Regions from separate parts of the Homo sapiens genome. Here regions 1 and 2 are each linked to region 3. A link is a loop called in an ENCODE intact Hi-C map of the cell type or tissue named here. Cell type or tissue: heart left ventricle. All regions are shown on one strand.

Region 1 (8,000 bases), 370 kb before region 3:
TTTCATTCGACACATATTTACTGAGCACCTGCAACGTTCCAGGCACCGTAGAAAGCACTGGGGGTGCACCAGTGAACCACACAGGCGTTACCCTGCCCTCATGAAGTCTACAGCCTAATGGCTGTGAAGGACATGAAATAAATAGTTACACTAACACTTGTGATGTCATGAAGGAAAAGGAGGGAGAAAATTTTCTGATCCTATCTTTGGGTCTCATTGAGACAGTCCCTTGGGACTAGGACATAGTTTCTTCTGCTTCTGGAATAAAATGATTAGCAGGTAGAAAGGCAAAATGGTGCAGATCAGTGTGGGCAGAATGCTACAATATATCTAGAAAATAAAAAAGGGGAACCACGTATATGTCTGTTCGCATATGCCTAGCCTGTCTCCAGAAGGAAACAAGCTGGCCGCACTGACCAAATACATTATCACTTATTTAAAAACAACAACAAAGCCAGGCATGGTGGCTCACGCCTGTAATCCCAGCAATTTGGGAGGCCAAGATGGGTGGATCACCTGAGGTTAGGAGTTCGAGACCAGCCTGGCCGACGTGGCAAAACCCTGTCTCTACTAAAAATACAAAAATTAGCTGGGCATGGTGGCAGGTGCCTGTAATCCCAGCTACTCGGGAGATTGAGACAAAAGAATCGCTTGAACCCAGGAGGCAGAGGTTGCAGTGAACCGTGATCGTGCCATTGCACTCCAGCCTGGGTGACAGAGCGAGACTCCATCTCAAACCAACAACAACAACAACAACAACACATGTCTTGGGTGTGACAGCAGGGAGGGAGGAGAAGAGGTAGGGAGATTATTGATAACATCTCTTACCACTCTGCCACCCCTCCCAACCTGTGCCCGTCTCCACCCTTCACAGGCCCCCAGCCTACTGAGGAGGCTCATTGTATAAGGAAAAGTAAATGAAAACAGGAAAACCATTTCTGATTAATGACGAAATAAGTACATGCTGCATCCTGTTAGGGTGGGATCTTCCAAACTGGGGAGAGCAGAACTACCTTTCAATAGCCTTTGCGAACACCTGGTCAGAGCTTCCCCTGTTAGCATGAGAAGAATAAGGGGCAGTGAAAATACACAGATTTTAGCTCAAAAGAAGAGTCGAATAACATCTAGAAATATACAGCAGTTGACAGCTGCTTCTTCCAGAAAGGGAGAGAACTAGCATTTAACAAGCTGACACTCTTTGCCAGCTGTTGGGTTGGAAGCTTTACAGACATTATCTCATTATGACTTAATTAAAATATATAATGGAAGTATTGCTGCTATTTTACAGATGAGAAAACCAAATCTCAGTAGGGTTAGATAACTTGCCCAAAGTCACACAGATAGTGGTGGAGCTGTCTTACTCCCAGACCTGTTGGGCTCCAAAGTCTATTCTTTCTATTACATCTTGTTCTACATTGTTCTAGGATAGTAACAGTGAGGGGGAGGTTCCTGAATTGCATGGGAGGGTAAACAAAGTTATCCCAGGTCCCTTTCTAATCTCAGAGCTGATGATGCTATGAGGTCTCCAGGGCAAAATAAAAAGCTTCAGAGACCAAAGTTCAGTGCCTCCAGTCACCTCTGGAGAGTCCATGCTCCATTCATCCATCACAGTGGGAAAGCCTGCGAGAGGCTGCTAGGCTGAGCAACCCTGCTGTCCTCAGCAAAAGCAGGGTTCTTTTAGGGAAAAAGCAATGGAGACCAGAAAATGACAGGCAACCAGCAGTATCTGCCACAGCAGGGCCCAAGAGGCTTGTCTTGCTCACCTCCAGGGCTCTCAGGCAAGGCAGCCTTCGGCTTGGCAGTGTCAAAGAAACCTTATCAGGCAATACACATTGTCAGGGGCTGGAGGGCCCTGGTGTTGACACCAGGGAACTTCCGGGGCAGACTGGACCTGGTTCTGGATGCCAGTATGTGGTCCAGAGGCCTTCCCATAGAAAGGAGGATGGCATGTAGGCTAGGAAATCACCAAGGAAGCCAAGCCCTGGTCTCTGTAGAGTCTGGGGCCTACTGTCTTTGGAGAGTGATCTGAAGTTGGAGAAGGGAGCAGAAATGGACATTTACAAGCTTCTGTTGTTTTTCAGGTATCTCCCTCAGGGTCTCTGGGCCCCCTCTCTGTCCCTCCTGTCCACAGTACCATGCCTGGAACAGGTGAGCTTTAAAATGAGATTTCTGAAGAACACCAGAATTCTTTTAAAAAATGGGATATTAGAACTGAAAGGTATCTACCTAAGTCAGGCTTCCCTAAATGCATTTCAAAGGATATTAAAATCTGTGTTGGGAAAAAAGGGTTCTGTGATCAAATAAGTCTGGAAAATGCTGAGGAAGCCCAGTTTAAACAAGCGAATTGTTTTGTTTTGTTTTGCTTTAACTGCAGCACTTCTAAGCACTTAGGTGCATAAAATTCCAAAATGAACTGTGTGGAAGGCCCAGGGGAGGCAAGGCTTCCCAAAGTAATACTCTAGTCCTCAAAAAGCACCTAATTATTTCAACGCACTAGACAGGATGATCGCATGCCCAAGGGTGGCCAGGACAGTCCCAGTGTCTGCTTCATGTCCTGACATAATTATCAATAGCACTTCCTTCCACTTTTTTTTTTTTTTTTTTTTTTTTGAGACAGAGTTTCACCCTTGTTGCCCAGGCTGCAGTGCAATGGCACGATCTCAGCTCACCACACCCTCTGCCTCCCAGGTTCAAGCAATTCTTCTGCCACAGCCTCCCGAGTAACTGGGATTACAGGCGTGTGCCACCACGCTCGGCTGATTTTTTGTATTTTTAGTAGAGACAGGGTTTCTCCATGTTGGTCAGGCTGGTCTTGAACTCCTGACCTCAAGTGATCTGCCCGCCTCGGCCTCCCAAAGTGCTGGGATTACAGGCGTGAGCCACCGCACTCAGCCCCTTCCACTTTTCAAAGTGTCTTAGGGTCTTAGTTTGGATGGTAAAATATATGTCACCCTATCCATAGAACACAGTTTGGGAAACACAAACACAAGAGTTAATCCAAATACAAATCTGCCATTTCACAGAGGATGAAAATAAGTTTCAGGAAAGTGAAACAAATCAGCACAGGCCACAGAGCTGCTGAGTTGATGGCTGGGGACCAAGACAGGGCTCAGGTCCCCTCACTCCCAGTTCATTGTTCTTTTTGTTTTTGTTTTGTTTTGTTTTTTGAGACAGCGTCTTGCTCTGTTGCCCAGGCAATGTGGTGACACAATCATGGCTAACTGCAGCCTCGACCTCCCAGGCTCAAGTGATCCTCCCACCTCAGCCTCCTGAGTAGCTGAGACTACAGGTGCATGTCATCACACCTGGCTAATTTTTGTATTTTTTGCAGAGACTGGGTTTCGCCATGTTGCCCAGGTTGATCTTGAATTCCTGGGCTTAATCGGCCCTCCTGCCTCAGCCTCCCAAAAGTGTTGGGCTACAGGCATGAGCCACCATGCCCAGTTCAGTTCATTACTCTAGTTTCTAGAAAACCAAGCACCTTTTCTTTGTGGAGACTGGAGAACTAGAGCAGCTGGCAATCTTTCATCGTGCCCTCAAGTTCTCTTTCTCCCCTATGCACTTGCCTTTCTTTCCTCCTCTCTTCCTTCTTGTTCTTTTTCTCCTACCGCCTCTTGGTCTGGGGCTGCATGTGCCCAGCCTAGGGTGTGTCCTAGAGTAGGATGATTTTGGCATCTGTCCTTGGATTTGGCAAGTCTTAGACTTGCAGAACCAGCCACACCACTCTCCAGGGCCTGGGCTGCAGAGAGCATTTGTGACGACAGCCCCTCTGGGTGTGGGCAGAAGTTGATGCTAATGAGGCAGGAGGTAGTCAGGTGGGTGTGGCTAGGGAGAGGGTGAGGTCCCTTTGGGGATACACCAGGAAATTTGTGTCTGAGGGGCTATGTCCCGATGTCCCGGGATCCAGCAGCATTATTTCCCCCTTGTTTTTGCCTCTCCTTATCCTCAGTAACGTCATCCTGTTCCCCTGGGAACAACAGCAGGCCTTCATCTCCTGGCTCAGGACTCCACGCCAGCAGCCCCACTGCATCTCAAAATAACTCCAAAGCAGCAGTGAACTCCGCCTCCAGTTTTAACTCTTCAGGGTAAGGTGAAGGGGACGGTGCAGAGACATCCCAGCAGGGCCAAGGGACATGTGAGAAGCTGAGCCTATGCCTTGGGAAAGAAAGCTTGTCATAGAAAGGGTTGGAAAAGAGGAATGGGGTGGCACAGAGAGGACAGAGTGACAGCCAGACTGGACTTTATCCCTAGGGAGTGGAGATTTTAAAAAGAAGCTTCAGTCAGTGAGCCATCCTGGCAAGGAGCTGATGTCAACAAAGTCAAAATTTCCATCCTTACTTTGAGGGTGGAAATTTCCAAACACTCATGTCAGAAAGAGCCAGGTCCTTTGCTGGGCTTCATGGGAACCCAGTTCTCAGGAGGTTCTGATGTGAGCCCAGAGCTTAGGCACAAAGAAAACCCTGGGCTTCAAACATGGCTGACACAGGGAAAGGGGGAAGTGGTGCCAATTCCTGTCTCCCACTCCCAGCTGGGATGCAGTGGGGCAGGCAGCCTCCTGGGCTTCAGTTCATGAAGCAAAGAATCTACTCTAAAAAGTATTCTCAGAGCTGATGCCTTGTGAAAGAGAGATTCTGCCCTGATTCAGAACAACACAGAGATGTGTAGGTTACAGACCTGAGTTCGTCAGAAAAGATGAACCCAGCTGTCCAAATCCAGGCGGTTCAGCAAGGCAGCCAGTTCTTATTGGCCAATTGTTGCATAGCCCGAAACGTTGGCGCTCCTCACCTACCCCTACTGAGAGAGAGAAAGAGGACCATATAATATACATTACCAGCTTTAAAAAATTGTTTCGAGGTATAATTCATATACCATAAAATTCACCGTTTTAAAGTGTGCAGTTCAGTGGTTTTTAGTATATTCACAAGGTTGTGCAACCATCAGCGTTATCTAATTCCAGGATGTTTTTATTACTCCTACCTGCAAAAGCCCCTGTACCTGCTAGCAGTCACTCCCCATTCCCATCTTACGCCATCACATTATTAGCTTTAGGATTGACTTCTTTCTTCCTTCCAGATCTTGGTACCGATGGAATCATTCCACCTACCTCCACTGAGACCAAAAAGTTTCTCCTACTCCAGCTGGCCCTGTATTCCCCCTGGAAGGAAGGGAATCATGCCTTCTATATACAGACAGATTGCCTTCAGAAGAGTGGAAGAAAATCTCCACTATCAATGAACCCAGACTCTTGTCTTCTTCAAGAGCAAGGGCCTCCGGAGATCCAAACTGTGATTGAACCAAGTGCAGACTCCTAATGCTCTTGAAATACACAGCCCCTCCTAGGAGCTTACCATTTTCACCTTCCTTGCCTATGCCCTTGCCTTCTAGTTCCAAATATTTTAGCCAGCTTCACTGTGGCAATAGTCTTTCAGAGAAAAGACTTCTTGCTGTTATTCTCCAACTCATCCGTGGGCTTCTGGGGACAGCCATTTGGCTGGGGTGCCAAACACCAGAAGGGGAGATAATAGTTTTGACTCTGAACTTGGCCACAACCCCTGAACTGATCCCAAAATCTGTGAAAAGATTTGAATCTGATATCTCCACCAAAGCCTTGATGTTTTCTCTGTACAGCTAAGTTTTCTGATGGAATCTTCATCTCACCCCATTTTCTTTTTAACCTCGCCCCCTTTTCTACAATCAAATCCATTCATTATTGCGCCCTCCAGGTCCCCTCCTTTTTGCAGAAGGTGTAAAAGAGCTGCCCTTGGTGGGTGCCCTGGGCATGTTGCAACGCCTGCTGGTGCCCTTCTGTCTGTCCACGTCTGCCTAGGGCTCAGGAGTGCTTGTTCTTTCCCTTCCTCCCTGTGTTTCTCTTTATCCTGTCCCCTCTCCTTTCTCCTGGCAGCAGAAAAGGAAGAACACAAGAGCAAACACACAACAATGATGGTGGCAAAGTACCTGTATATAGCCCTTTCCCATTTTTTGCATTATGTTCTTAACTCCTTAATGTGGAATTTTCCAGCAAAATGTTTAACTCAGGTGTGATTTTTGAAAATGTCTCTGTAATATTTTATCTTCTTTAAAAAAAAGGGGGGGAAATACCAAAGTGTGAAATACTGTGCTACCTTCCAGAGTTCCCACATGGGCTGGGATTTTTTTTTCTTTTTCTTTTTTTTTTTTTTTTTTGAGACAGTCTTGCTCCAGCCCAGGCTGGAGTGCAGTGGCATGATCTTGGCTCACTGCATGCTCTGCCACTTGGGTTCAAGCGATTCTCCTGCCTCAGCCTCTCAAGTAGCGGGATTACAGGCGCCCACCACCAAAAATTAGCCCAGCTAATTTTTGTATTTTTAGTAGAGATGGGGTTTCACCATGTTGGTCAGGCTGGTCTTGAACTCCTGACCTCCTGATCCACCCACCTCAGCGTCCCGAAGTGCTGGGATTACAGGTGTGAGCCACCGCGCCTGGCCTGGGCTGGGAATCTTTGTTGACTTCTTTGGGAACATTATCTCTAGAGTCTGCTTTTTTGTGGGCCAGTTTGTAGAGATGTAACATGAAGCCATTCCAGAAATGGTAACTTAAAAAAAAAAAGACTACATGTCTAGGAAACTGTTGAGATTCAAAGGAATCTCACTGTTCCTAAATAAATGTGTATAGTGATTATGAAAAGTATCCCACTGTTGATAAGAAGAGGTTTAGATTCTTGTTCTGTGCCTTTTTGTTGTTGTGGGGGGCATGTGAGTGCATATAATGAAATGGGATGACAGAAAATGTTTCAAATTGGGACATTAAGTGTATTACTCCCCAAACTGATGCTAAAGATGACATATGTTATTACAGGGCCCTGAAGAATTCAGAGTTGTTACTCTCTGTAACATAACTACCTTGAGGGCAGAGTAGGCCAGAGATATTGTAAGTGGGAGGATGGTGAATGTTTAAGGTGAAGTCATTTGAAACTTAAGAGGTGGGGACTGAGGCTAATGTCTCATGTCTCAGATACCCTGAACGGCAGTTGTTCATTACTCACAACATAAAGCAATAAATAGTTAAGGCAGAGGGTAATTTAATAATCACATATTAGCTGGGCTTGGTGGTGTATGCCTGTAGTCCCAGCTACTGAAGAGCCTGAGATGGGAGGATCTATTAAGCCCAGGAAGTCAAGGCTGCAGTGAGCAATGATCATGCCGCTGCACTCCAGCCTGAACAACAGAGTGAGACCCTGTCTCAAATATACATATTTGTCTCATGTATATATATATATATATATATATATATATATATATATATATGGCTTCAGAATGCATTGTGACTTTTGGTTAGGAGGTTGAAAGGCAGCAAACCTATTCTTGTGTTTTTTCTTAGATTAATACAAATTTAAATAGTTACCGTTGGAGCCTGCAGTGAGCCAAGATTGTGCCACTGCACTCCGGCCTGGGCGACAGAGCGAGACTCCGTCTCAAAAAATAAAATAAGTAATAAATAGTTACCATTACTGAGATAAACGCTGACCTGTGGGAAAGAGAGGCCCTTCAAAAATGTAATGGCTGATGGGGAAAAACTAAAATTAGGATTAAACACTTCTTGCAAATAATAATATCCACACAGGAAACCTAAATATTAATAATGAAGAGTTAACCGCTCCCTGATGTTTGAATGGGGCTTTAAAAATTCCTATTTCACGTCATGAAGTGGGAGAAGGCCTAATGGTAATGTTTACTTTCTCAAGAAAATATCTAGTTAAAAGGGGCCAGGTATGTAGCAAAGAGACAGCAAGAGGAGCCTTCCGCAGTACTTTAAGTAACTAAGGGGACTGCTCCACCACCCATGAGCCCATCTGTGCATATCTCTGCACACATACACATGCATGCATGCATTCCTCCCTGTATGCCCATGGATGCTAGAGCTGACCCTTTTCTACAGAAGTCCTGGCTACCTTGACATCCTACTCAGGTGAGTGCTGAAAGCTGATCCTCTGCATTGTCCAAAACTTGGATTTTCATCCATTT
Region 2 (8,000 bases), 270 kb after region 3:
GATTGTATTCACCAGAAGGAACTGGCCCAACTCACAGTCAACAGAGACGTGTATAAATCAATACAAATGCCTATAAATACAGCAGAGTCACAATAAATGGTGATGGGTATAAATAAATAATGTTTAAGAGTACTCTAAGGGGGTGTGTAGGTTGAGAGTTTGCTGGCATTGGGGAGAAGGCGTGGGATTAATTAGGGAATTTATTGGAGTAAATAAAGATGCGAAGATGAAAAGGAGAGGAAGATGCAGTACAGCTGCCATTTGAATGAAGGAGAGTGTGGCATGCCTATGGCACAGCTTGATGAATGAGCACCAGAGAAATTGAAGCCATTGCCAATGATTTGAGCGAGGCACTTAACCTCCCTGGGTCCCAGTTCTTCCATCTGTCAGTATGGAAAATTGGGTATTGAAATCAAGAGAACATAGTGAAGCATTTTTAGTTCTTCAAAAGAAAGGCATCACTGTCATACCTCCTTTGGGCTAAGGAAAATCAATTATTTGGAAGAAATGCCTATGGCATATGACACCTGATTTGCCCCAAGCGCCAGTAACTCACATGTCTTTTGGGAAGAAAGTGATCTAAACCATCCACATAGAAAAAAATGGTAGGCATTCAGAATCTTGCAAGACACATACTTCTCTTTGGCATCATAGAGACAGCATGGATTTAGCCTAAGCCAAGGCTGTATAAGCCCAGACCCAAATCTCAAATGACTGCCCATTCCTTGCTCTTCTGGTTGGCGTCAGTCAATCACAAGTAGAATCAGATGTTGCCTTGCCAACGTGACTGATATGTTTCTGGGGGAGCTTTGTTTATGTCATGGTTTTTGTTCGTGTGATGTTCTCTGTTTTATAACTTTGGTCTCTAGGAATTTTTCCCACAGCTGTGCATCATTCCTTATCACCCATAACCAAATATGGCAGCTTTAAATAGTGCTGTCATTTTCCTCAATTTCACTTGTGATATAATCAGGTATAGATTTCTGACATTGAGCATCTAATGGGTTTTCAGATTCAGAAAGCAACAGTAATAGATTTTTCAGTTGAGAGACAGATTGAAATAGTCATAAGTGACAGGGCATGTGGAATTCATGCACATTTACTCAGAGAAACTTGGGGGTCAAAAAAGACCCCAGGAGTGGACCACACTAGTGATTTCTATTGCAGTAGGAGTATAGGCATGATCGGCTCCTTTACTGCTTCTGGACTCTGTATATGGATGCTACCCTCTCTGTGTCTTCCTGTGTCTGCCTCTGGCTCTTAGGATGATGAAGGAAACACAGTCAAGCCATGATGGACACAGGAATGATTAACTGGGGACTTGGATTCTGCTGCTCTGGAGTCCTTTGCCTTCTGTTAGAGGATTTATGTAATGACGGGATGAGCCAAGCTCAAATGATTTCCTCATTCTTCTCCTGTTCCCTTCCCTAAGTTACTGGGTTTTGTCCCCCAGATTTTTCATTTTTCCAGTAATACCTGAGTGTTGTATGCAGACTGAGCATGGATCCACAGTGGGTCAGAGAACTTGCAATTGGTATCAAAGGGCAGTTCCGTGGTCTGAGCCAATACTGTGAAAGAAAAACAGTTTCAGATAGATCACGTGAGAGGTCACTGTCATGCTGCTGAAAGGCCACAGTGCCCAAGAACAGCTGCCCTTTTTGGCAGAGGATGAGTATTTCCATCCTCTCCGTGTACCCTCCAAAGAGGAAAGTAAAACTGCACCGCAGGCCCACCGGCTCCCTAAGAAGGAAGGGAAAAGCATCCAGAAGAGGAGCGGAAAATCACCCATGATGGGGGCTATGCAAATACAACAGGAGCGTGCAGAACTGTCTCCTCCCACCTGCCTCAGATGCAGCCGTGGAAATAGCTATTGCTACTTGGAGTTTCTCAGCTTCTTCTAGCTTCCCCTGGATAATGAAAGCTCAGAAGGCTGGTTGAGTTTAGCTCGGTATTGGCAAAGGGAGTTCCCTTTTGTGTTTCTGGGAAACCCAGTGTAAAAATGACATGCCTTGATAGTGACAGTAGGTTGCGCCATGACTGATACAATTTTGAGCTTAAACGCTTACCTGTTCATAGAACCCTGAGCTTAGTACTGATTTTCAGTCCTATCCATGGACTTCCTGGATTTCTGGCATCATAGAATCATAGCGTTTTCCATTTACAATAGTCCTTAGGGTGCATCTAGTCCAGTGGTTTTATAGTAAATGAAAGAAACCAGCCTGGGACAAGACAGGGTAGCAGCATGGAGCTGCAGAGAATATGCCCTGTCTCCAGTGGGCAGCCCACACTCAGCTTCAGCCAGTTGGGAAGTTGGACTCAGTGGTGTTGGATCACCCCATTTTTTAAAAAGCCAGAAATCTAGATTTGTATGTGAAGTTACCTAATTATTTAACGCTGGCAACTAATACAAACTAGGTAGATGCTGCAGGATAAACAATTCAACTCTGTGGGCCGTATGCATCCATAAGCCACTGGTGTGTCACCTCGGATCTATTCCCACTCCAACTGAGGCCAGAAAGGGGTGGGAACTTGCCTGAGACCACACGGCTAAAGACTTGGAGCAGATGACTTAACTCCATCCTTCTCATTCCATTTTGTTTTCCCGTGAAGAATGGCGGGGAGCTTGGTGCCCAGGATTCCATTCCTGGCTCCATTGTCTGGCTCACAGGACTCTGGCCAGACTCATCCCTGGCCTTGCAACGTGTTTTCCCACGGTGCAGTGGAGTGAGCCCTGGGCTTTGAGTCAGGAAACATGGGCTTTTTTGGGTCCCGGCTCTTCCATTTACGCACTGTGGAACCTCGGGCACATCTCTGACTGCCCTCGGCTTTGGCTTCTTCACTTGTAAAATGAGAATAATAATTTGTGCCTCCCAGGACTGTTTTGAGGTTGACGGGGGAAGGTCTCACTGTGTGAGATCACCCTGCAAACAAAACCCAGAGACTCCGGTTGTATTAGCATCCTGGTGAAAAAGATGTGAGTGTCTAAGAGGGATGCTGTGGTCGAATTCAGCAATGCAGACAGCAGCAGCTCAAAGGTGCTTCCTGAGTCCATCCTCCACCCCCGATGGAGGACACAGGGTGGTACTTCGGGGCACTGAGGGTTGTTCCTCTTTGCCAGCACAAAGCCTGCCTCACCCCAGGGAGTGGCATGGCCCCTGCTGCTGTTCTGTGTCACCTGCTGAGGTCAGGGCTGGGTCGTGTCATTTGCGCAGCCCGGCAACACCCTCATTCCCAGTGTCATTTAAACCAATCACCCAGAACCCACAGAAATGGGAACTGGGGCCAGACCCACACTCACTACCTCCTCTACCCCGCCCTGCCTGCCCCAAGGTCATGTTGACTGAATATGTGCGGTGAATCTTGTTTTTCTCTCCATTTCCAGGGACGCAAACCCGGCTATTTCTCCTTCCTGGACCCATTTTCTCCGGGCGTCTGGCTCTTCATGCTTCTAGCCTATCTGGCCGTCAGCTGTGTCCTCTTCCTGGTGGCTCGGTACTCTCCTCTTCCCTTCCCTGTCCTTACACCGCCACCTCGTGTCCACCTCTGGGAACTGCATGGGGAGGGGGTGGGGAGGAGGAGAGGGGGAGGAGGAGTTGGGAAGATCTTGGTGCCAAACTAGAAGGACAGGAGAAGGACTGGGGGCCTGAAATGCTCTCTGCCCAGCTGTCGACCTCATGCTGCCCATCCAAACATTCCCCACTGTGCACGACGCAGACAGGTGGCTTGGCTTCTGCACCTCTGCCTCCTGTCCCCTCCCACTTCTCCCCAGACCCCCACCTAAGCCCCTTGCTTGTGTAGGAGCCCTGGGAAGAGAGGAGGGGTGGGGTTGGCAGGAAGATGACTCTCATTAAGCACTGTGCATTTGGCTGCCCTGGCATCAGTCATTGCCACAAAGGATCTGCCACAAAGTGCCGAATGACAAGGAACAGAGCCTGCAAATCTGGACTGGGGGCACTGGGGGCTGCAGTGGAGCAGGCCAGGGAGAAGGCTTTCTCTGCAGACAGCCTGGGCCTGCCTCTGAAAACACAGCTGCCTTGTCGAATGGGAACCATGGAGGCTGCTGGCGGGTGGCAAGGAGACGGGATGGAGAGAGGCGTTTTCAAGAAGTGCTGAGTTGAGACGCACGGGCCAGACCAGGGAGGGGGGAGAATAAGCCCTGCCCTATCCCCAGGAAACCAGGGGCTGCCCTGGCCCTTTGGAAAAACCTGAGGAGCAGCCTGAGGCTGTGGCCTCCCAAGACTGTGCACAGCAAAGGTAGTTTCGCTCCAGGCCAAGGCTGTTGGGCCAGCCTGAGCTGCAGGAGAGCCAGCTTAACCCTCCAGAAGTGGGATGAGCCCTGGTGGCTCCCAGGCCACTCACTCAGGTCCCTAGTGCTGCTAACCCTCCACTTACTGCAGTGGAGGCTCACAAAGGGCTGTTATGTGGGAGCAGAGAACTACTCAGGAGGAGCTTCTGGAATCTGTCCGTGGCTCTGGTTTGCAGGTGTCTCTTCAGTTGTTACCTTTGCCTCTAGGCCACAGTGGGAGGGCAGACAGTGTTAGAGTGCACATCCCATCTCTGTGGGGTGGGTGGGGTCTTCCCCTAGGGCACGTTCATTCACTGGATTGATGGGGGCACTTGGGGATGGAGCTGCCGCATGGTAAGCCCTAGGGAACCACGGGCTACCTAACCCCTGAGGGCACTTCCCAGACTGCCAGAGAAGGGTTGCATCAACCTGTCTGCACATACCTCTTCTAGTGGAGACCAAGGTCCCCAAGATCAGGAAGGTCTTTGGGGCCCACAAGATGCAGCCAAAAAAAGACAGGCCTTGCTGACAACCTGGTCATTTTCAAACGTGGCAGAGTTTGCTGCTTGGGCACCACCAACCCCTCTCGGGCCTGTAGGCATGGCCACTGTTGAGTATCTGCTGTCAGTGACGGCCTGCGAGATGGGGAGCTAGCACGCTGTCTGACACCTCCCCTCTCCACTTTGCCACACTGCTGCCATGTTAGGAGGCTGTCTCCGTGAGCCTGGTGCCACTGCTCTGTAATTCACACTTGCCCCTTGGATGTGAGCCCTTGCGTGTGGCATGCCACAACACTCAGGTCACCTCAAGGGCCCTGAAAAGTCTTGGGGTTTGGAGAGCAGATACATACAAGCCTGCTTCAGCATACCCACAGCAGCCTAGAGCTTTCAACCAGCCCTGGGGTGTTACGCTGCCCCTCCTCCCTCCCCTCCACATCCAAACACACCCCCTCCAGCATCTAGCATCACAGAAAGGTTAACAGAAAATGTGCTAAAGGGCTAACCATACGGCCTCTCTCTCTCACTACACACACACACACACACACACACACACACACACACACACACACACACAAACAATACTGGAGTCTAGGGTATTCTGTCTTAAGGTAGTGATTTTCAAACATGGTTCTATGGACTGCAAAGGCTCCTGGGAGCAACCAGAGCCTTTGGGGGTGGAATGACAAGAGGCTGGGCAGCCAGAGCCCTGGGTCCCCAACTCCTCCTCATCCAGACCAGCTCTACTTTTATTTCTTATATATTGTACTTCGGGTAAGATTTTACAGGGAAAAAAAAATGTCTGAAAACAACAGCTCTTAGGTAGCCATTCCCAAGAGAGCTGATCTTCAGAGTCCTGTAGGGAGCTTTTAGACATTTGAATTCCCAGGTCCCATGAGCTCAGAATCTCTAGGGGAAGGGCCTGAGAATCTGTATCTTTGAAGTTCTGCAGATCCCACCAATGGTCCGTAGGCTTGGGAGCCAACAAAGTGGGGCACCAGAGTGCCAGCCAGCTCCTCGGGACCCACACAGAGGGACAGAGCACATCTCACAGGTCAAAGGACCAATGCTGAGACGTTTGTGTTGTACTCAGGAAGGAGAGGCGCGGATGGAAACGGGAGGCAGCGACAGTGGGAACACTAAGTGCACATCAGGCCGAGTGCAGGACGGGAAAGAGCAGTGTGAAGATAACACCGAGCACACAGCACCCCGCCCTCCTGGGGGTGCACACCTGTGCATACAGTTTCTCTCGTCAGAGCTGGAAGGCTTTGCGTACAAGATGGGCCGGGGCTGCAAGCATCTCCCTGGCGGGCAGGGGAAGAGCAGGCATTCTGGGCATCAGAGGGGCCATTCAGAGAGACGCCAGTGGTGAGGCTGAGAGGGAAAGCAGGGGAGTGTCCCCACCTCACCCCAAGGCACAGAGCTTAGAGCAGCCCTTCTCAGCCCCATGCGTGCATTACACTCACTGGGGAGCTTTAAACAAACACTGATGTCCAGGCCCCACCTGAGCCAATGAAACCAGAATCTTTGGGAGTGGAACTCAAGCAGCAGCATTCTTTTTTTTTTTTTGAAAGGCTCTGGGGAGGTCTGAAACACAGACAGGGAGAGCCTGGCTTTAGACACCATCGAGGCCAGTGGCTCTCAGTATGGACACTGGCCCGGTGGCACCAGCATCATCTGGAAACTTGGGAATTCTTAGGCCTCACCCCAGACTTACCAGTGCAGAAGCATTGAGGCTGGGCCCAGCCATCTGTGTCAGCACACCGGCTTGGTGGTTCTGAGGTAGGCTAAGGCTGGAGGGCCACTGCTCTAGGCTGAGGGTCTTCAAACCGTGGTTCTAAGGGACACTAATATCTCTCTCATCACCCTGTCACTGGCAGTGACAGAACAAGCGGCTTCCCAGGCTGTCCACCTCTTGACACTCCTAGCCTCAGGGGCTCCACTTAATCTTTTTTTTTTTTTTTGAGACAGGGTCTCACTCTGTTTGTCCAGGCTGGAGTACAGTGGTGGGATCTTGGCTCACTGCAGCCTTTACCTCCCGGACTCAAGTGATTCTCCCACCTCATCCTCTTGAGTAGCTAGGATTACAGGCACACACCACCATACCTGGCTAATTTTTTTGTATTTTTTAGTAGAGACGGGTTTTCGCTGTGTTGCCCAGGCTGGTCTCGAATCCCTGGACTCAAGCAATCCACCCGCCTCGGCCTCCCAAAGTGCTGGGATTACAGGCATGAGCCACCGCACCTGGCCATCCTCTATTCTGTATTTTGGAGTTCCACATCAGAATTTATTGGGGGTAAAAATGTCTCTTTGATTAAAAAAAAGTTTGAGAACCATCAACCCAGTTCAACCCACTTATTTTATTTTATTTTTTTTTTGGTTGCGAAACTCCAAGTCCAGCAAAGGGAAGTGGCTTGCCCAAGGCCACAGGCCGGTCTCAGAGGTGAGACCAGCCAGGAGAGCCTGCCTGTGTCCCTTCACACCCCGCCTCTGTGGCACTAGTGTATGTTCCTTTTCTCCCACAGGTTGACGCCCTACGAGTGGTACAGCCCACACCCATGTGCCCAGGGCCGGTGCAACCTCCTGGTGAACCAGTACTCCCTGGGCAACAGCCTCTGGTTTCCGGTCGGGGGGTTCATGCAGCAAGGCTCCACCATCGCCCCTCGCGCCTTATCCACCCGCTGTGTCAGTGGCGTCTGGTAAGGCCCCAGGCAGAGGTGAACCAGGCCAGGTGGGGTGGGGACACAAAAGGGGCCCTCTGATAAGCCGGCTCTAGCTTCTAGAGCCCCAGAGCCTCTGCCTCTTACAGCAGACCCACGCAGGAAGCCGAGTGCTTTCTGCCAGCTCAGAAGCTTGGGGCAATGGATGGGGCCTGCTCTGTGCCATCTGGTCCCCTTCCCCTTACTCTCTGGGGTCTGGATGCAGAGGGGAGCCAAGGGAGGAAGGGAGAGGAGGTGACAAAACAGCCTTGATGAATTTCAGCAAAGCAATGGTAACTTCCTGACCTGAAAATGACCTGAGGTTTGAGAAGGCATATGCAGATTTATGCAAGTATAAGCCTGCTGGCAGGAAGTCCCTGCAGGAGGAAGCCAGCCTGGCTGCTACATCACATCCCCTCTACCAGCCTTCTGAGGCTTTGTGTCTCTGCCTCTGGCTCTGGGGGCTTGCTGGCCTGTTCACCTCAGCAGGTGTGGGAAAACGCAACTCTTGTCGTTCAG
Region 3 (8,000 bases):
CGGGTAAAGGCTCTCCAAGGGGAAGCATAATGCCTGCTCTTTCAGCAGCTGTTAATTAGTTGCAGATGATGAGATAATTCATAAAAATTAGCAATGATTTCCTTCATTGTGTTAATATCACTGGGCAATAAAACTGCTGTTAAGGATGACTTTTCTCAGCATCGAGGAGTGAGATGTCAAGATAAAAACAGCCCTCCCTGGAGGTGGAGGGAGGAAAGAAGAAAAACCGAGCTGCTGAGACAGTGACAGGGGCAGTGATTTCCAAGCTTTGGCTGGAATCGTCAGAAGGAAGTCGAATTGAAATGCAAATCCTGGTGTCTCTCAGAGCACAGGCTGGAAAGAAATGCATTTGGTGGTGTCACCTTGGCGGCCAATGGACAGGCAGACGGGTGGCGGGAGGGCTTCCCTGCTGCTGGCAGAAGGCAAGATGGTGGCAGCCAGAGGCCCAGCGAGGCTTCACTTGAGCAGGGAGTGGGTCTGGGTCCCCAGGAGAGTCCTTCAAAGAGGAGACACACTTGCTTATTTGGCCTGTAGCATGGTCTGGTCTTGACTCCCTCCATTTGCAGCTCTTGATGCTTTTTCTTTCTCTCGCCAAGTTCTGCCCACACTGGCCTAGTATCAGTTTCTTGAGTGCACCAAGAGGCTTCCTGATTTAGGGCCGTATCCATGCATGCTCTTGTCTCTGTCTAGACCACTATTTGCCCCCATCTTTTTTTTTTTTTTTTCCCATCTGGCCAACTCCTATTTATCCTACAGGTAAAATGCCATTTCTGCATTTTGAACCATATTCCCAGTGCCCGACACAGTTTCCATCTTATACATGGGAAGTGGGTTGCATAGATATGTGGCCTCTTCCCTGCTTAAACCCTTCCCCATGCTCACACTGCCTATAGGATAGGATCCAAGCCCCTCCCTACCTCACCAGCCACCTCTCCATGGACCTTCTCAACTTTTCTCTGCTTGAGGATCCCTGAACATGACACACTTTTCCACCTCTGTCACTACACTTAGAAGGCTTTTGTTCCAAGTGTCTGCCTGGTGAATGCTTACTCGTTCTCTAAAACCCAGGTTAAGTGTCGTGTTCTCTGTGACACGCTCCCTGATACTGCTCCCCCTCTCTCTTGTTGCTTATACCCTCCTTGTGTGTCATCGTTCCTCAGAGATACCTTCATTGTAGCAGACTTACTCACTGGTCTTTCCTGGGCTTGCTGCCCTGGTTTAAGAGCATTGACTAACACAGAGTGGACACTCCATAAACTGTTGCATGAACCGATAGATGAATGAGTGTAAAGCTAAAAAAATGGCTTTAGGTACTATTTCATAATCCAGGCCAGAGATGATGTTGGCTTGGAGGGTAACAATGGAGATGGTGAGAAGTAAACATCTTTTTGAAGTTGAACTGACTAGTCTTGGTAGTAGGCTGGATGTGAATGATGAAGGAAAGCTCAACAATGACCAAGTAGGTAGCCAAAGTATCATTTATTAAGAAGGGGAAGAAGGGAGGAGAGACCTTGGGGTAGGGGCGGGGAGATCAAGAATTCTATGTGGCACATGTTAAATGAGAAATGATTGTAAAACATCCAAGTATAGATGTCAGGGAGTCAGATGGACATAAGATATTAGAAGAAGAGGTCCCAGGTGGCGACATAAATGGAGAATCTTTGACATATAAGTGGTATTCAGAGCCGTGGGACCAGGCCGTGTCCTAGGGAGAGAATGTCTGGAAAGTGGCATGGTGAGCCCAGGACTGAGCAACCTAAATATTTGCTCAAAAAAGAAAGATTTGCAAAATAGACATTGTCTAGTGAATGCATAATGAACTGCAGGACTAAAGTATAGACCAGACTTAACCAGCCAAGACATTGTAACTGGAAGTAAAGAGTGGAAAGCTGTGAAGTTTGTGCCTAGGGGGCATATTGGTCAATGATGAGGCTAGCCATAGAAAAGTAAAGAAGGGTCTTGACAGACCAGCAGGTTTTTAGATAAAGTCAGCACAAGCTCTGGAGTACCCGTTTGCCAGGCTAGAAAACGTTATCCCTAGCAATGTGTTGGAAGATTCTGAACACAGACTTGCAAATAAGTACAGAACTTTTCCAGACCACTAACACTTTCTGGCAAGACTTTTTTTGTTTTTGTTTCTCTGGGAAGAAAGCAAAGTGAGGCTGGGTGTAATGGCTCACACCTGTAATCCCAACACTTTGGGAGGCTGAGGTGGGAGGATTGCTTGAGGCCAGGAGTTCGAGACCAGCCTGGGCAACATAGGGAGACCCTGGCTCTACAAAAAAATAAAATTAGTTGGGCGTAATGGTGCATGCTTGTAGTTCCAGCTATTTGGGAGGCTGAGGCAGGAGAATCACTTGAGCCTGGGAGATTGAGGCTGCAGTGAACTGAGATCTCACTACTGCACTCCCATCTGGGTGACAGAGCAAGAGCCAGTTTCTAAGAAATAAAAAAGGAAAGAAATCAAAGCGAAACAAATGGAATATGAATTTGATTTAATTGATGGTCGGTTGGCCCATTCAGTTATTCATAGTATGGCCAAGCCATTGTAAGTCAGGGTTAAGAAGAAAATTGACATTATTTGATCCCTAACCTCTAAGAGTTTGTGGAGACAATACGAACACACATGAAAAGTGAATGACAGTGCAAGACCGTTTAGTTACTTTAGCAAGGCAAAACATATTTAAGTGTTCAATGAATGATGCAGACTCTAAATATATGGTAAAGAGCCTAGGTGCAGGAGAATTCACCCTTTCTTTACCAGAGTAGTCAAGGAAAGCTTTTCTGTGCTTACCTGACACGGTGATTCATCTTGGAGGAGTAAATAAAGATGCTTTTTTTTTTTGGAGACGGAGTCTCGCTCTGTCGCCCAGGCTGGAGTGCAGTGGCGCGATCTCAGCTCACTGCAAGCTCCGCCTCCCGGCTTCACGCCATTATCCTGCCTCAGCCTCCGAGTAGCTGGGACTACAGGCGCCCGCCACCGCGCCCGGCTAATTTTTTGTATTTTTAGTAGAGACGGGGTTTCACTGTGGTCTCGATCTCCTGACCTCGTGATCCGCCTGCCTCAGCCTCCCAAAGTGCTGGGATTACAGGCATGAGCCACCACACCTGGCCATAAAGGTGCTTTTTAAGCTGTGAAGGAAGTCAGATGGAATGGAAGGGAACCTCTGAGTCAGTACTTCTGTGGAAGATGACATTTAGATCTGCTGCCATCTGTCGGTGAGTGTGGAAAGGAGCTTGGAGCTTAGTCTTCAGGTACTGGAAAGGAAAGGTGCCAAGAGGAACCAGGTGTTGACACCTCCCTCTCTGGAGGACAAGTGAGCTTTAGTCTAGTTCATTGTCGTTAAAAATATGACCCTCAGACCAGCAGCATTGACATCACCTAAGAGAGTGTGAAAATCCAAAATCTCCAGTCCTATCCCAGAGGTACTAAATCAGTGTCTGCATTTTCATCAAATCCCCAGGTGATTCTCATGTTCATTAAAGTTTGAGAAACATGGGTCTAACCCTTGTCATGTAGGGCTCTTCTGGGATACCTCCTGGGTCCGCCCGTACCCCTCACCTGCCAGAGATTCTGATTGGTGGGACTAGGATGGGACTTGGAAGTTAATATTTTTAATAGGTACCCCCAGATGATGCCATCAGACAAGTGTTCAAAGCTCTGCTTTAGGCTGTTCTGTTGCTGTGCCCCATGTCCCTGGGGCAGGCCGGCTTTTTCTCCATGCACACACCTGGACCTAGGCATTCTTTTCCCTATCAAACTCATTTTTTTGAAGACCACCAACCCAATGGCATTTTCTTGGTCTTCCTCATCTCATCCCCCTTCACTTTTGCAGCAGTTGCAGTTCTGAAGCTTTTTGAAGCTCTCTCTTGATCTTGGTTTCCATTAGGCTATGGTCGTCTTTCTCAGTCCTTCTCTTATTGCTAACAACTCCTTTCTTGTCTCTTTTGCTGATGATTCTTCTGCCCTAAGCCCTTTGTGCCTCCCTCACCCTTTCTGGGCAATCTTGTGCCCTCCCTGGAAGTAAACAACTTCCAAATCATCTGCAGCGCTACCTCTCTCCAACTCCAGCTGTGCGCAGAGTTCAACATGTGTTGATCTACTTAGGCTGTAGATTTCAGCTGAGGGATGTTGGGTAAATTAATTTACTTTTGAGTCTCAGTATACCTTTAAAGTGGGATTAATTACATGTGATTCAAGGGATTATTTTGGACACCAAATGGGATAATGTATGTAAACTATGTGGCACATCGTAAGCGCATAATAAATGTTAGTTTCTTAAAAAAAAGCATGATACATCCATCAATCTGAACCCAATTCTTCATACCTATCCTGCATTTTTAAAGTGTGACTTTACTCATACCCTGCCCTCTGCTTAGAATATCCATTTTTCTGTCTTTCAAGGCCAAACTCTGTTGCTGCCTCAACCGTGAAGTCTATTATCAACCCAATTCCAAATCAGCTTTCACACAAATACCTGTACTTCTTTAACTGTGCCACTTATAGTACCTAAATCACTGTCTACCTTGTATTATAATTATTTAAGCACACGGTATCTTTCCTAAAAACTGAAAGTTCCTTTTAGGCCAGGCTCATGGCCTTACAATAGTTGTATTCCCCAGGGGGCCTCACACAGTGCCTGTGTACCATACCAGGGAAGCTCACAAGTCCTGCTGGTAGTGGATGGGCTGCATCACGTCTATATGTGAAGGCTTGCATGTTACTCTCCATTAAATATGCTAACAGAGGGAAGCAGTGATGTGGAGAATCCAAATAACAGGCTGTCTCAACGTTATTGCCGTTGGCTTTGGAAAGCATTTAGGTATTTCTGCTTCAGATTTACCTTGCTGATTATGTTTTATCGGCATACATTAATATGAGCTTGCATTCCATGAGCATACACCACCTGGGAAACTGAAGGTGGTGATCCACGCATAGGCAGAGCAGCGGAAAAAGCTAGTTTAGGGTTTTCAGTTGTCCAGGGATAATTCCCAAAGTGCGTTATTAACTCCAACATAAGTAACAGTGAGTTGGCTGTTGTGCTATTATTTCCCTCTTAGCTTTCTCTGGTTAAAATCCTTTATAATAATTAGTCAAGGGCACACTAATTACCTGACATTGACATAAAATACTTCTGGTGATGGAGCAGAAGCACTGTTTTGAATTCATGCTAGACTATTATGATAATGATACCTTACATTTGTATGATTAGTAATTTATAAAGAGATCTTATGTGTGTTATTTAATTTTGTCTGCTTGACGCTTATGTAAATAGAGTAGATGACATTATCCCATTTGACAGATATGGAAACCAAGGCTCAGGAGTGAAGCGGGTTCCCCAGGCTGTCTTAGCTGGATACAGGCAGAGTCAGGGACCATGCCTTGGGTCTTTTCACTCTTGGGTTCTAGTGCTTTTTCCACTTTACCATACTGCTTTAATGAACCTCCAGCGCTTTAAGATGTTTCTTAATCACTTGTAGAATTTCCAAGTGATTGTTTTTTGTTGTTTTCAATTTCTGGTAAGATTCTTTATTTTCATCTATTTTTTGTATTTTCTTTCCATTTTTTTGGAATACATTTATCACATTTAAAGTCCTTTTCTGTTAACTTGTCTGTTTAGATCACCTGTGAATCTGTTTCTATTGTGTGTTGTTGTTGTTTTTTCCCTCTTAGATTTTGGCCATATGATCCTGTAGTTGGATCTGCCTAATAACTTTTTTATTGAATGCTCGACATTGTATAGGCTGTACCTGCTGTGATCTTCCTCAAGAGGTGTTTTACTCATTGCTAGGCAGAGTAAAACCAATGATCTTAATCCAATTAAAGCCTGAACTGAGTCCCTGCCGGGTTGTGTTTTGGTCAGATTTAGTTTACCTCTGGCTCACTCCTTTCCCAGAGCAGAGCCACCATTAGTTGAGAGCCTCCTGTGTTTACTGGGTCCCCTCCCCAGCAGGTCCTCAATTCTAGTCTTGCTGTTCAGTGCCTCAGAATGGCCAGAAAACACTCTCTGCTTTATAGAGACTTTCGGCTGAGATTTTTTGGCCTTCTCCTCCATTCAGCTTCAGAATTCTGTAAATGACTTAAGGAGAAAATTGGGACCCTATATTTGAGGACCCTCAAGTCCTTAATTTTCTCTCTCTAGTCCCAAGGCTGCCAGAGCTCTGCTGGCTTCTTTGTCCCCCAGCAGCAGTCTTTGCTTCTTGCAAACCTGGGTTCTCAGCCTCTCATCCTGGGCCTAGAAATGACATACCCTCCGGAAGTGATTACAGAATATCAGCTCACCTCTTCACACTTTCCCCCCTCAGTAACTGTATCCTCTCCCATCCTTCTTGCTCCAGCAGGTCAATGGTGCCTTGAAACAGATGATTGTTATATTTCTTCTAGCATTTCTAGTTCTTAGTGGAAGCATTGATTGGCCACAAACTATCCCACCCTACCCCGAAGAGGAAGTCAGATGCTTACTATTAACACATAAAAACCACAGGATTACAAGAGCAGCTCTTAGCTGGGTGTCTTGGTAGCTGGCCCAGCCAACTAGGAGCAAACACTGTTTAAGGCATTCCCTTGAGTGTCTGGGCTGCCTCACCATGAAGAAGGCAGGGAAATGGATGGGAGTGTAACTGTGGGCCCAGGAAGAAGGCATTCACTGGGATGAGGAATGAGTGTTCAGCAAGCCCAGGAGGCCTCGATACTTCATCAGGTTTCTAATGATTTTGTCAGAGTGTTAATCCCATGGGTGAGTAGCAGCATTTTGATACCAGCAAACAGATTGTGTTTCAGCCCAGATAATCCAATATGGAGATCTGCATGAGAGCCGAAAATAATTAATCACATTTTAATGGGGTTGAGAGAGGCTAGTCAAGGATGCTTTACATTGGAAGTAGAGCAATGGGGGTCAGAAAGGGCGTGAGATGTAAGAGAGAGGTTGAACATGGGAGTAGCCCATATATATGCCAGAATGGAGTGTGCTTATGGATGTGGTATGGAAGAAAGAGAGGTTGTATGTGCAGAGAGCATTGTATGGATATTCCCTTCCATCACAGAAACCTTTCTGCACCAGGTCTTGGGAAAACAGAGATAAAGACCAAAGTCCTACCCTTCAGGACTTCACAGTCTGATGGTAGAGGCTGACAAGTAACCAGATGATCAATAACAATAGTCCTAGGTGCTAGGATGGAAGAAGGCCCCTGCTGCATTGGGAGCACCAAGCCCAGTCAGGGCTTGGGTAAGCCACAGGGATGGGTGGAGGGCCTTCCAGGCAGAAGGAACAGGTTGAGGAATAGTGCTGCTACAATATTGAGATAACACGGACATAATTCTATGGAAACCGGAAGTTTCCATTGCCTCTGCCCTTACCCTCGTCGAGCCTTCATAACCTCTTGCCTGGCAAGAGCCTCCTACCTGCCTCCCATCCCTCACTTCTTGAGCCTATTCTAAATGTTGAACCCATGCTTTTCTTCCCAAAATACAGACCTGGCTGTTGTTGACAGCCCAGGAATTTCTTAGGGTTTCTCTTATTTATGAAATACCAACTCCTTAGTGTGCAGTATCCCTTCCATGATCCAGCCATACCCACCCTCCTTTCCTTCATCATCTTCCTCCATTCCCTCCCAACCCTACACTGCACCCCTGTTCTAGAGTTCACTTGGCCACTCAGTATTCCTGTAGACAACCAGCACTTTCTTTGTCCCTTGGCTTTCTTGGTGGTGTTCCTTGTGCCTGAAATGTCCTTTCCTGCCATCTTCACCTGATGAAAAGTCTACCCTTTACCTCAGACCCAGATCACATATCACCTCCTTTCTGGAAACTTCCCTGATCCTCCCAGTCCAAATGAGTCATTTCTCTTCTGAGTTACCTGATAGTTTCCTCCTCTGTTAAAATAAATCACACTCTGCTCATCTCATAGCAGCTTTTGTCTCTGTCTGTTGGTTACTCCCACACCCCCGCCAGGGCAAACTCCTTGAAGGCAGGAGAACACCCTTTCATCTCCATGGTCTCC

Evidence for each region. A loop is a pair of places that touch in the nucleus more often than their neighbours do. Peaks named below come from ENCODE experiments on the same cell type or tissue, not always from the same donor. Only the 100,000 strongest peaks of a DNase experiment are listed, where the experiment ranks them.
Region 1: a loop joins it to region 3, with 5 times the contacts of the local background. A loop is called at or near these places in 4 of 110 quality-filtered maps.
Region 2: it touches region 3 in a loop (4-fold over the local background); 38 of 110 quality-filtered maps call a loop at or near these places.

The regions. Positions count from the first base shown.
Region 1 is chr11:120,313,280-120,321,279 of GRCh38, forward strand. POU2F3 (POU class 2 homeobox 3) reads left to right here. Exons shown (of 13, transcript NM_014352.4): 11 at 2,082-2,148; 12 at 3,950-4,085; 13 at 5,074-6,666. The coding sequence ends at 5,113. Among named protein-coding and RNA genes, the nearest start is that of TLCD5, 8.0 kb to the right of the region's middle. RefSeq lists an enhancer at 532-676 and a cis regulatory region at 604. In heart left ventricle, no CTCF peak of the experiment used is centred here; a DNase peak (open chromatin) is centred at 4,022; H3K27ac peaks cover 2,655 bases.
Region 2 is chr11:120,949,473-120,957,472 of GRCh38, forward strand. GRIK4 (glutamate ionotropic receptor kainate type subunit 4) reads left to right here. Exons shown (of 21, transcript NM_014619.5): 15 at 3,383-3,492; 16 at 7,308-7,481. It overlaps LOC101929208 (a long non-coding RNA gene), which reads right to left. Exons shown (of 3, transcript NR_133004.1): 2 at 1,477-1,568. Among named protein-coding and RNA genes, the nearest start is that of TBCEL, 71 kb to the right of the region's middle. RefSeq lists an enhancer at 6,028-6,528. In heart left ventricle, CTCF peaks have their summits at 3,545 (motif pointing left) and 3,746; a DNase peak (open chromatin) is centred at 3,509; H3K4me3 peaks cover 362 bases; H3K27ac peaks cover 240 bases; H3K27me3 peaks cover 440 bases.
Region 3 is chr11:120,681,883-120,689,882 of GRCh38, forward strand. All of the region lies in intron 3 of GRIK4 (glutamate ionotropic receptor kainate type subunit 4), which reads left to right. Among named protein-coding and RNA genes, the nearest start is that of GRIK4, 170 kb to the left of the region's middle. In heart left ventricle, a CTCF peak has its summit at 3,229 (motif pointing left); no DNase peak of the experiment used is centred here; H3K27me3 peaks cover 2,643 bases.